3 separate regions of the Homo sapiens genome follow, and all the other regions are linked to region 2. A link is a contact called in ENCODE Hi-C or POLR2A ChIA-PET data. All regions are on one chromosome and are shown on one strand. The core of a region is the stretch at or near the end of the contact, and the rest is flanking DNA. Distances in the headings are between cores, read along the strand shown. Region 1 has its middle 36 kb from the start of IL34. Region 2 overlaps COG4 (component of oligomeric golgi complex 4). Region 3 overlaps SF3B3 (splicing factor 3b subunit 3).

What was found. A loop is a pair of places that touch in the nucleus more often than their neighbours do. ChIA-PET counts read pairs that join two places held with the same protein, here RNA polymerase II (POLR2A). Pooled maps may share reads with other maps.
Region 1: a loop to region 2 is called in a pooled map, with 2.4 times the contacts of the local background. The contact joins two enhancer-like sites. A Hi-C loop is called at or near these places in 2 of 50 pooled maps. POLR2A ChIA-PET finds 5 or more read pairs at or near these places in 2 of 52 experiments (activated naive CD4-positive, alpha-beta T cell and endothelial cell of umbilical vein).
Region 3: a pooled map shows a loop between it and region 2 (2.6-fold over the local background). The contact joins two enhancer-like sites. A Hi-C loop is called at or near these places in 3 of 50 pooled maps. POLR2A ChIA-PET finds 5 or more read pairs at or near these places in 7 of 52 experiments (AG04450, BJ, GM10248 and 4 more).

Annotation. Positions count from the first base shown.
Region 1 is chr16:70,609,166-70,612,753 of GRCh38, reverse strand. It overlaps a transcript of IL34 not described here. Among named protein-coding and RNA genes, the nearest start is that of IL34, 36 kb to the left of the region's middle. Within about 2 kb of position 2,338, at least 5 of the 41 ENCODE cell types and tissues checked have a DNase peak (open chromatin) inside an H3K27ac peak, as active enhancers do.
Region 2 is chr16:70,506,852-70,510,292 of GRCh38, reverse strand. It overlaps COG4 (component of oligomeric golgi complex 4), which reads left to right. Exons shown (of 19, transcript NM_015386.3): 6 at 272-377; 7 at 905-1,062; 8 at 1,829-1,887. Among named protein-coding and RNA genes, the nearest start is that of COG4, 15 kb to the left of the region's middle. Within about 2 kb of position 1,337, at least 2 of the 41 ENCODE cell types and tissues checked have a DNase peak (open chromatin) inside an H3K27ac peak, as active enhancers do.
Region 3 is chr16:70,575,306-70,578,976 of GRCh38, reverse strand. It overlaps SF3B3 (splicing factor 3b subunit 3), which reads right to left. Exons shown (of 26, transcript NM_012426.5): 26 at 1,309-3,671. Among named protein-coding and RNA genes, the nearest start is that of SNORD111, 39 kb to the right of the region's middle. RefSeq lists an enhancer at 3,236-3,305. Within about 2 kb of position 2,381, at least 9 of the 41 ENCODE cell types and tissues checked have a DNase peak (open chromatin) inside an H3K27ac peak, as active enhancers do.

The DNA of each region.
Region 1 (3,588 bases), core at 1,089-3,588, 100 kb before region 2:
GGGGAAGCTGATCTTGGGGAAGCTGAGGAATCCCTCCTGAGCCCCAAAGGCTCCAGATTTACACTGTGTGCGTTTTTCCAACTCACTTTATACCTGTCAAAAAGTCCCTTCAATTAGAGATTGATGTGGGTTAACAAGCACTTTCTTTTCAGGATGCATTGCTTCTGGGAGGGTTCTGAGCTGACAATCTTTCACACTTTAGTGTGAATCATTCTAATACAGAGGTAAAGGGAGCAGAATTCAGGAAACTAAAGTCTCTGGAGTAATTACGGCAGAGTGGGCCTTACCTGAGATCCAGAGCTTCATCTGGGAGCACAGCCTTGGATGAACCACAGCTTGGGCCTTGGCCTCTGCACCGTATTCCAGCTTGGGCCTTGGCCTCTGCACCATACTCACCATTCACCAGCAGATCCCCCTAGCCCCCAGCCCCCAGCCCCCAGTGCTTTCAGGCTGTGAGTAGTTTGTGGGCCTGGCTCTGCCAATAACTTGCTATGTGACTTGAGGAAATCACACAGCTTTAGAGACTCTTAAAGCTGGAAGGAAAAGCCCCCAGGGGTCAGCTGGTTCCATGATCCCAGAACCCCGATTTCTAGACTACAGAACACACAGCCCCTATCGGCCTGTTGGAGGCTGGCTCTCCTGGAAGCAGAGCCTGAGACAGGCTTTGGGCTTCACATGATTAATGAAGGGAGGGAACCTCAAGACAGAAGGCTATCTTTTATTTTTACACAGGGTCTCACTGTATTGCCCAGGCTGGAGTGCAGAGGTGCAATCATGGCTCACTGCATCCTTGACCTCCTGGGCTCAGGCAATCCTCCAATCTCAAGCAATCCTCCTGCTCCTCCCGAAGAGCTGGGACCACAGGTGTTTGTCACCACATCCAGCTATTTATTTATTTATTTATTTATTTAAGACAGAGTCTTGCTCTGTCACCCAGGCTGCAGTGCAGTGGTGTGATCTCGGCTCACTGCAACCTCTGCCTCTTGGGTTCCAGCGATTCTCCTGTCTCAGCCTCCGGAGTAGCTGGGATTACAGGTGCCTGCCACCATGCCCAGCTAATTTTTGTATTTTTAGTAGAAACGGGGTTTCACCATGTTGGTCAGGCTGGTAACTTTTTTAAATTTTGTGTAGATATGGGGTCTTACCATGTTGCCCCAGGCTAGTCTCAAACCCCTGAGCTCAAGCGATCCACCTGCCTCAGCCTCCCAAAGAGCTGGGATTACAGGTGTGAGCCACTGCACCCAGCCCGAAGGCTGTTTTTAAATAGCACCACAGTGTTGTTCTATTTGAGGCAAAGAGGTCAGGCTTTTGCACCCCTAATTCAGTCAGTGGCCCCCCTGCAGGTGTAGAATGGTATAAACTCCCAGGTATCTCCAGCAAGGTGGCGGGGAGAAGGACACAAATCTGCCGTACCTGGCAGCCCCTCCCCCTTCACAGCAACTAGGAAGTGGATACAAGAGCGAGTTCAGGCAATCTGGGGGCACCAACCCTTCCTTCCAGTTCCAAGAGCCTCTCACATGTGTTTCAAAATACAAAGCCCCTGAGCACAGGAGTTCGAGACCAGCCTGGGCAACATGGAGAAACCCATCTCTACTAAAAACAGAAAAATTAGACAGGCGTGGTGGTGCGCACCTGTAGTCTCGGCTACTCAGGAGGCTGAGGCGGGAGGACTGCCTGAACCAGGGACATGGAGGTTGCAGTGAGCTGAGATTGTGCCAGGCCACTGTGCTCCGGCCTGGGCCACAGAGCAAGACCCTGTCTCAAACAACAACAAAAAGAAGAAAGAAAGAAGAAGCCCCCAAAATCACAAAGGATGGAAGGGGGGGAAAGAACGCAAGCAGTTTTTTCATTTCCAGAAGAATCTTGGAATCTGCCCTCAGAATCAACCCTAACTGCTCTCCGTGGCTTCCCGGCAGGCTTGAGGGGGCCCCTCCTTCCTCCTCACCCTAGCTTCACCCACTGTCCCGCACCGACGGCTACTCCCTGAGGACTTTGCCTTATCTCTTCCTGGAATATTCCACAAGAGATTTCTCCCCAGCTGGTTTCTTCTTGTCAGCTCAAACATCACCTCCGTAGAGATGCCTTCTCTGGCCACCAGGCCACCCCTGTCACTCCCTCTGCGGCACTTTCCACACAGCACTGGCCACTCGACATTATCCTAACTGCATTCAGTTGTGTGTTGTGTGTCGTTCTCCCCACAGGAATGACCACAGGGTCTGGGGACAGAGCCTGGTTCTGGTGTCATCATTGTGTCCTCAGGGCCTGGCACCTGCTTGACACATAGGAAACTCTATAACTTCTGGCAAATCATAGCTGAGTGAATGAACTGGACACATGGGCCAGATGCCAAAATTCCAGCAGAGAAGGAGAACTGGGTCAACTGAACACTCGGCACTCCCAGACGCTGGAGGAAAACAGGCACAAGACTAGGATGGGGATGAAGGAGAGAATCCACCAAGAGTTTTCTTGGCCCTTTGATTCCTCCCTCCTCTCCCAGATCCCTCTCTCAGCTCCTACCTTGGAAAAACGTTCACTTTTTTTTTTTTTTTTCTGAGATAGAGTCTCGCTCTTTCGCCCAGGCTGGAGTGGAGTGGCGCAATCTTGGCTCACTGCAACCTCCACCTCCCAGGTTCAAGTGATTCTCCTGCCTCAGCCTCCAGAGTGGCTGGGATTACAGGCGCCCGCCACCACACCTGGCTAATTTTTGTATTTTTAGTAGAGACGGTTTCGCCGTGTTGGCCAGGCTGGTCTCAAACTCCAGACCTCAGGTGATCCACCTGCCTTGGCCTCCCAAAGTGCTGGGATTACAGGCATGAGCCACCACGTCCAGCCTGACATTCACATTTTAAATGGTGCAAACCTCTCAAAACATCCAGAGGCATCTGGGTTCCAATTCTAGCTATAGATCTGAGTTTCTCTCTCCCCACTGGCACCTGCAAGAGGCACAGTGACCATGCCAGCCTCATGGGGTTGCTGAAAGCACTGGCCTCATGGGTAATATCACTCACTCAGGAACAGGCCTCTGCAAATTGAAACCAAGGCAGGATAAATCCCTACCCCTCAGAGCAGCCATACACCTCCAGGCTGTAGTCCCAGACAGTCTCTGCCTCAGTGCACCTGTCTCTGGGCACCTGTGAGATCCCCTAATATCCCCCAGCATTTCCCAGGTGCCAGGCGCTGTGCCATGCACTTGGTACGCACTTGCTTGTTGCTTGATCTGCACAGTGACATTAATTTATCCTGGAAGCCCCACACCTCCGGGTGTCATCATCTCCATTTTACAAACAGAAGACTAAGGCTGAGAGATTAAAAGCACTGGTCCCAGGACTTAACAGCTTGCGAGCTGTGGCATAAGATTCAAGAATCCCACTTTCAGGCCAAGCGTGGTGGCTCACACCTGTAATCCCAGCACTTTGGGAAGCAGAAGCGGGCAGATCACCTGAGGTCAGGAGTTCAAGACCATCCTGGCCAACATGGCGAAACCCCGTCTCTACTAAATATGCAAAAATTAGGTGGGCGTGGTGGCACACACCTGAAATCCCAGCTACATGGAAGGCTGAGGCAGGGAGAATTGCTTGAACCGGGGAG
Region 2 (3,441 bases), core at 88-2,587:
ACTGGGGACTCTCTCCCTTGGCTAATGGCAGTCCATATTTTCCAAGAGAAGAAAATAATGGAAGAGGAGCTACACCATGCTCACTTTCCTTGTCCTGCCTGAGGCTCAGACTGTCCCTCAAGGGAGTTTCCTCTGTGCTGCCTGGGCTTCCAGACATCAAGGGAAATGTGAAAAAAAAGAAAGTCAATGGGAGGATTTTTGGAAAACTGAGATATACCTGGTATGAGGGTGACCTTTCTGAGGAATGTGTGTGGGTTTTCTCCTTTTTTAGGTGGCCAGTAAAGCTGAGGAGAATCTGCTCATGGTGCTGGGGACAGACATGAGTGATCGGAGAGCTGCAGTCATCTTTGCAGATACACTTACTCTTCTGTTTGAAGGTGAGCCTCTTTCTCCGCTCTAGAGAGACTGGAGACTGTATATGACACCTGCATCCTAGCCTTTCTTCTCACCCTTCTAGCCTGATGACTTTAATTTAATCATGTAGTTTATTGTGTATTAATTGATTGGAGAATTAAATAACTTCCAGATTCAGTGCCTGATTAGCAAAGATTAGAGTCTCTCCAGTGTTTTGATCCTACCTAACCCTCAAACCCCAAACTCTGTACGAATAAATTTAACCCTAAAATAAATTACTGGAAAGCGAGTGATGCTGATTTCCAAAGATGCTGCTGTAGAAAACAGTATCAATGTAACTTACCAAATGCCTGCTGGTGTACCAAGCACTGTACATATTTAACATATTTGCCTAGCAACCCCTAGCATTGACTAGGCCTATTTGTGTTCATTTTAGAAAGTGAAGCAGCCAAAAGGATTGAGCTAGACCTTCGGTTAGTCCTGGATGGGAGCAAGTTTATTTTGTAGGAAGAATACTTGGAATATAACCCTATTGCTTCCTCCCTTCTAGGGATTGCCCGCATTGTGGAGACCCACCAGCCAATAGTGGAGACCTATTATGGGCCAGGGAGACTCTATACCCTGATCAAATATCTGCAGGTGGAATGTGACAGACAGGTGGAGAAGGTGGTAGACAAGTTCATCAAGCAAAGGGACTACCACCAGCAGGTGAGCAGGGGAAGCTACAGGTAGGGTTTGGTAGCAGCTTTAGCGAGGAACACTGAGTAGAATAAATTGTAGGGTTTGAAAAAGTGAAAAAAAAGGTGCAGACAGGAGAAAAATAAATGCTAAGCGCACACTGGCCTGCATCTTGCCCATTGACAGCTTACTTTGGACTTGAGGTGTTGTCGAGATGATGATGGCCTCAGTTCAAGACCAAAACGGAAATAAAAAGAGCTTCCTGAAAAGAACACAGCAGAAGTAGTAAACCAGTTCTCTATCACAAAATGTGCAACAGTGCCCTCTAATGATATAATGACAATTCTATTTCTTGAGGTCCTATTAAGTGTCCAAGTAATTGTCTCCAATTTCCCCTTCATTCCTAAGATGTTAAAGATAACGTTTGCTTTTTCAGAACTTTGTTTTTTCCTTCTTTTGAGCAGAGAAAGTAAAAGTACGACATAGAAATAGGAGTGGCCTCATACAATTGTATTTCTAGAACTCCAGACTAGGAGACTATAAACAGTAGTCTATTGGAACACCATTAGCATGACTTTTAAGCACAGTAATAGAGGTGAGTATTATTAGCATCCAACCCAAAAACAAATCTTTGGCCTGTCATCCTGAAAGCCCACTGCTGGCTTGAAGGGAAGGTAAACCTGGTAAACAAACTAAATCTAAATGTTCTTGTATGCCAAAAGTTTGGAGTGACCAGCAAGAGGCCAATAGATGTGGGGGTGGGGAAGAATATTCTCATTCCTGTGGTATGTTGCAGTTCCGGCATGTTCAGAACAACCTGATGAGAAATTCTACAACAGAAAAAATCGAACCAAGGTAATAATCCTTCTCTCTTCTTCAGCCCACAGGAGTTTGAATTGGTAATCATGTAATATAATTCAGACTACTCTGTTACAATGTGGTCTATGTTTTTAAAATATTTTATCAATTACTCTTATTTTTCAGTGCAATGTATCATATGAACAAAAGTATATATAAATAAATTGTGTAATCAGTCATAATCAGCCGGGCGCGGTGGCTCACACCTGTAATCCCAGCACTTTGGGAGACCAAGGCAGGCGGATCACAAGGTCGGGAGTTCGAGACCAGCCTGGCCAATATGGTGAAACCCCGTCTCTACTAAAAATACAAAAATTAGCTGGGCATGGTGGTGCGTGCCTGTAGTCCCAGCTACTCGGGAGGCTGAGGCAGGAGAATCACTTCAACCCAGGAGGCGGAGGTTGCAGTGAGCCAAGATTGCACCACTGCACTCCAGCCTGGGTTACAGAGCGAGACTCTGTCTCAAAAAATAAATAAATAATAAATTATAATCAGTACAATCACGTGTCATTTAATGACTGGAATACTTTTTTTTTTTTTTGAGACAGAGTCTCACTCTGTCACCCACGCTGGAGTGCAGTAGCATTATCTTGGCTCACTACAGCCCCTGCCTCCCAGGTTCAAGCGATTCTCCTCCCTCAGCCTCCCAAGTAGCTGGAACTACAGGCGTGCACCACCATTCCCAGCTAATTTTTTATAATTTTAGTAGAGACAGGGTTTTGCCATGATGGCCAGGTTAGTCTCGAACTCCTGACCTTAAGTGATCCGCCCACCTCAGCCTCCCAAAATGCTGAGATTATAGGCATGAGCCACCATACCCTGCCAACAACTGGAGTACATTCTGAGAAATACATCATTAGACGATTTCCATTGTGTCAACATCGTAGGGTGTACTTAGCCTACTACACACCTAGGCTATATGATACAAACTATTACTCCTAGGGTATAAACCTGCATGGCATATTACTATACTGAATACCATAGACAATTATAACACGATGGTAAGTACTTGTATATCTAAACATATCTAAACATAGAAGAGGTACAGTATTATGTACTGTACCATAGAAACATAGAAAAGGTATAATATTATGGGAACCCTCTTGTGTATACCGATACAGTTTTTTTTTGTTGTTGTTTTGGGGTTTTTTTGCTTTTTTGAGATAGGGTCTTATTTTGTTGCCCAGGCCAGACTGCAGTACGGTGGTATGATCCTGGCTCACTGCAGCCTTGACCTTCTGGGCTCAAGCAATCCTCCCACCTCGGCCTCCCGAGTAGCTGGGACACATATCAGTAGCTGGTGTACACATATTGTACACCACCATGCTGGGCTAATTTTTGTATTTTTTGTAGAGACGAGGTTTTGCCATGTTGCCTAGGCTGGTCTCGAACTCCTGGGCTCAAGTGATCCTCTCACCTCCCAAAGTCTTCCCAAAGTGATGGGATTACAGGCATGAGCCACCATGCCCAGCCCAGCAGTTCATTTCTGACCAAAATATTCTTATGTAGCATGACTACACTTTTGAAGCCCCCAGAGTGACTCTCCTCTTC
Region 3 (3,671 bases), core at 1,132-3,631, 68 kb before region 2:
ACAACCCACTGTGGTCTTGACCTCCTGGGCTCAATCGATCCTCCCACCTCAGCCTCCCAAGTAGCTGGGACCACTACACCCAGCTAATTATTTATTTATTTATTTATTTATTTTTTTGTAGATACAGACGTCTCCCTATGTTGCCCAGGCCGGTCTCAAACTGCTGGCCTCAAGGAATCCTCCTGCCTTAGCCTCCCAAAGTGCTGGGATTTCAGGCTTGAGCCACTGTGCCTGGCCTTGGGTAAGATTCCTCACCCCTTTTCTGGGGCTTGAGCCCAGGAGTTAGAGACCAGCCTGCGCAACATAGAAAGACCCCCATCTCTGCAAATAAATAAATAATTAAAAATTAGCCAGGCATCATGGTAGCTCATGCCTGTAGTTATAACTACTCGGGAGGCTGAGGCAGGAGGATCACTTGAGCCCTGGAGGTCGAGGCTGCACTAAGCTATGACCAAGCCACTGCACTCCAGCCTGGATGACAGAGCAAGACCCTGTCTCTTTTCTTAGAAAAAAAAAAAAAAAAAGAGAGATTGAGAGAGAGAGAGAGAGAATCTTACCTAAGATTCCCCAGCTGGTTACTGAGGTCTGACCCCAAAGCCAGGTTTTCCTGAGGGACACAGGACCTGTCCTGGTGTAACACGTGGCCTCAGACCCAGCACTTACGGGAGTTGAGGTCCTTTCCCTCAGCACCATCACCAAAGGTACAGCCATTCTCCCTTCACCTGGGTCAGAGTGGGCAACTGCAGGGGCATCTTCAATATCTCTGTCAAGTTTTCATAGCAGGCTTCCTGATTTTACTAGACTGCATTTGGATTCATTAGGGATGGGCCAGTGGGGGAGGATAGGAGAACGGCTGTGTTCAAAGCCTCAAACTATCCAAGAGGGGAGTCTGTAGTGTTTCACTGAATGTGAGCACAGAATCCTGGATTTAGGAACCCCTTATTAACACCCAGTCTTCCACAGCCAACCTAGTCTGGAGTGCTGACCTTGCTGGATGCGGTGGCTCACGCCTGTAATCCCAGCACTTTGGGAGGCCAAGGCAGGCGGATCACCTGAGATCAGGAGTTCGAGACCAGCCTGGCCAACATGGTGAAACCCCATCTCTACTAAAAATACAAAAATTAGCCGGGCGTGGTGGCAGGCGCCTGTAATCCCAGCTACTCGGGAGGCTGAGGCAGGAGAATTGCTTGAACCCAGCAGGCAGAGGTTGCAGTGAACCAAGATCACTGCACTCCACCCTGAGCGACAGAGTGAGACTCGGTCTCAAAAATAAAAAAACAAAAAAAAGAAGAAAAAGAAATGCCAACCTAGTGACAATAGTGCGCTTTATTCCGAGTGCCAATGCATGCCACAAGTAGTTGTTCATGAAATGTTTTCTCAATTGGATCGACAAAACTGGATTCCTGGTTTTGCCCTGAACTTGCAACAGGACAATAATGCCCACGCTGGAATGTTCCAGGCTAACTCCTCACCCGTCCCCAAGGCAGTGGCCACACAGGTCACACACACTCTCTGCAAGGCCCTGCTGGAAAACTCTGCCAAGGCGTTGATTCATCCGTTGGGCAGCTAGTGGGAGGGCAGAGTGGGTGGAGGTGATGGGGGCACAGCCACAGGATCTCACTGGGGCCTCACAGAAGCCTGAACACCGCACGGTGCCCTCTCTGGGGCCTCTTGGCTTGGAATGATGCCCCTTTCTTTCAAAGCATCACATATAGGACAGCAGGTCCCCCAGATCTCCCAGGGCCAGAGCCCCAGGTCAGCGGACAAGCCTCAGAACCCCTGAGCACTCAGTCATGTGCGTTTGTGCTACCATGACCCCAGGAGACCGGTTTTTGTTTTTTGGTGTTTTTGAGACAGGTTTCGTCCTGTCATCCAGGCTGGAGTGTAGTGGCGCAATCACAGCTCACTGCAGCCTCAAACTCATAGGCTGAAGTGATCCTCCTGTCTCAGCCCCCTAATTACTGGGACTACAAGTGTGCACCACCATGCCTGGCTAATTTTTGTATTTTTGGAGAGATGGGGTTTTGTCATGTTGCCCAGGCTGGTCTCAAACTCCTGGGCTCAAGGGATCCTCCTGCCTCAGCCTCTCAAAGTGCTGGGATTACAGGTGTGAGCCACCATGCCAGGCCCAGTAAATCAGTCTTATTCTACCAATTTACAGGCAGGAAACCAAGACTATGCTTAGAGGCTAGTGAGCCCAGGTCATCTGACTGTATACAGTGCTCTCTTCATGGACTTTGCTGCCTCTTGGCATTTGGCAGGTGGAATCTCGTTTCTGATTGCTTTATGAGGGCAGCATTGCCTTTCTCCAGTTACATCATCGACTCCCTAAAGCTGAGATTCCCCAGTGTGTCCTCATAACAGCTGGAGGCCCTAATAACCCACAGGAAATGGTAGTACTTCCCTTGACCATCACGTGTTACTAGCTTATACACATATACTCACGGCTCCAAATTAGTAACTTCTAAGCCTAAACGCTACCAAATGACCCAACTGAAAGCACCTCTCCTTTCATTATGAGACTGCAGTCAGAGAAGGGAGCAAGTTCTGCTGAGTGGACCTGGGAATTTAAAACTTGACTAGGCTCTGGAAGGCAGAGTGAGAGGTGGGAAACTGAAGGGGGCTTGCCTCTGGGCACCGCCAGAGATGCTGCATACGGGGGTGGGGTGGGGTAGGGTGGGGCTAACAGGGCCCCTCAGCTATTCCAGATGGGCTGGCCCAGCTCCTTTTCCAAATCTGAAACTTCCAAACCTGGTTTTCTTTGATATTTTTTTTCTTCATTTTGAACAAGCAGCAATGTTCATTGTCCATCACAGCTACTGATCATAACACTGGACTGTGAAGCAGACACATGCCCAGACATCACCAGCAGACTCTTTTTTTAAAAAAAAAAAAACAGGGCTTCACGCCCGGCTTTTTGAATTTTTTGTAGAGATGGGGTCTGTTTCCTAGGCTGGTCTTAAACTTCTGGGCTCAAGCAATCTGCCTGCCTCTGGCCGCCCAAAGTGCTGGGATTACCAGGCATGAACCACCGTGTGAATAATTGGGAGCAGACCCCAGGAATCTGTTCTGACAAATGAAGAGGGTTCTAATATCCCACTAGGATTATGAGCCACAACTACAGGTTTCCTACCATTTCCTGACCTAAAACCCCTGCTGCCCACTCCCCACCTCTTCATTTTTCAGACTTGGGACCTTCTGATTTTTCCTGAAGTCCCAAGGTTGTGGCTGAGGAAATCAGATGCAGGCTGCAGGCTCTTCTGAAACTGGTGGCAGGCCCTCTGGCAGACTCACCTCACCACCAACCTCACAGCGACAGAGACTGCCTGGTTATAAACTCTCCTCCAACCTCTGGGTGCAGAACAGAGCTGGGAGGTGGTGGTTCATGGTAGGTGCCCAGTAAACGTTTGTGGAAGAAATGAGCGTAGCAGCCTCTTCTAGTGGGTCAGCATGTCTCCTGATGGCTTAAACAGCTCCTGGCCAAGTGCAGTGGCTCACGCCTGTAATCCCAGCGCTTTGGGAGACCAAGGTGGGTGGATCACCTGAGGTCACGAGTTCGAAACCAGCCTGGCCAACATGGTGAAACCCCATCTCTACTAAAAATACAAAAATTAGCCAGGCATGGTGGTGCATGCCTGTAGTCCCAGCTACTTGGGAGGCTGAGGCAGGAG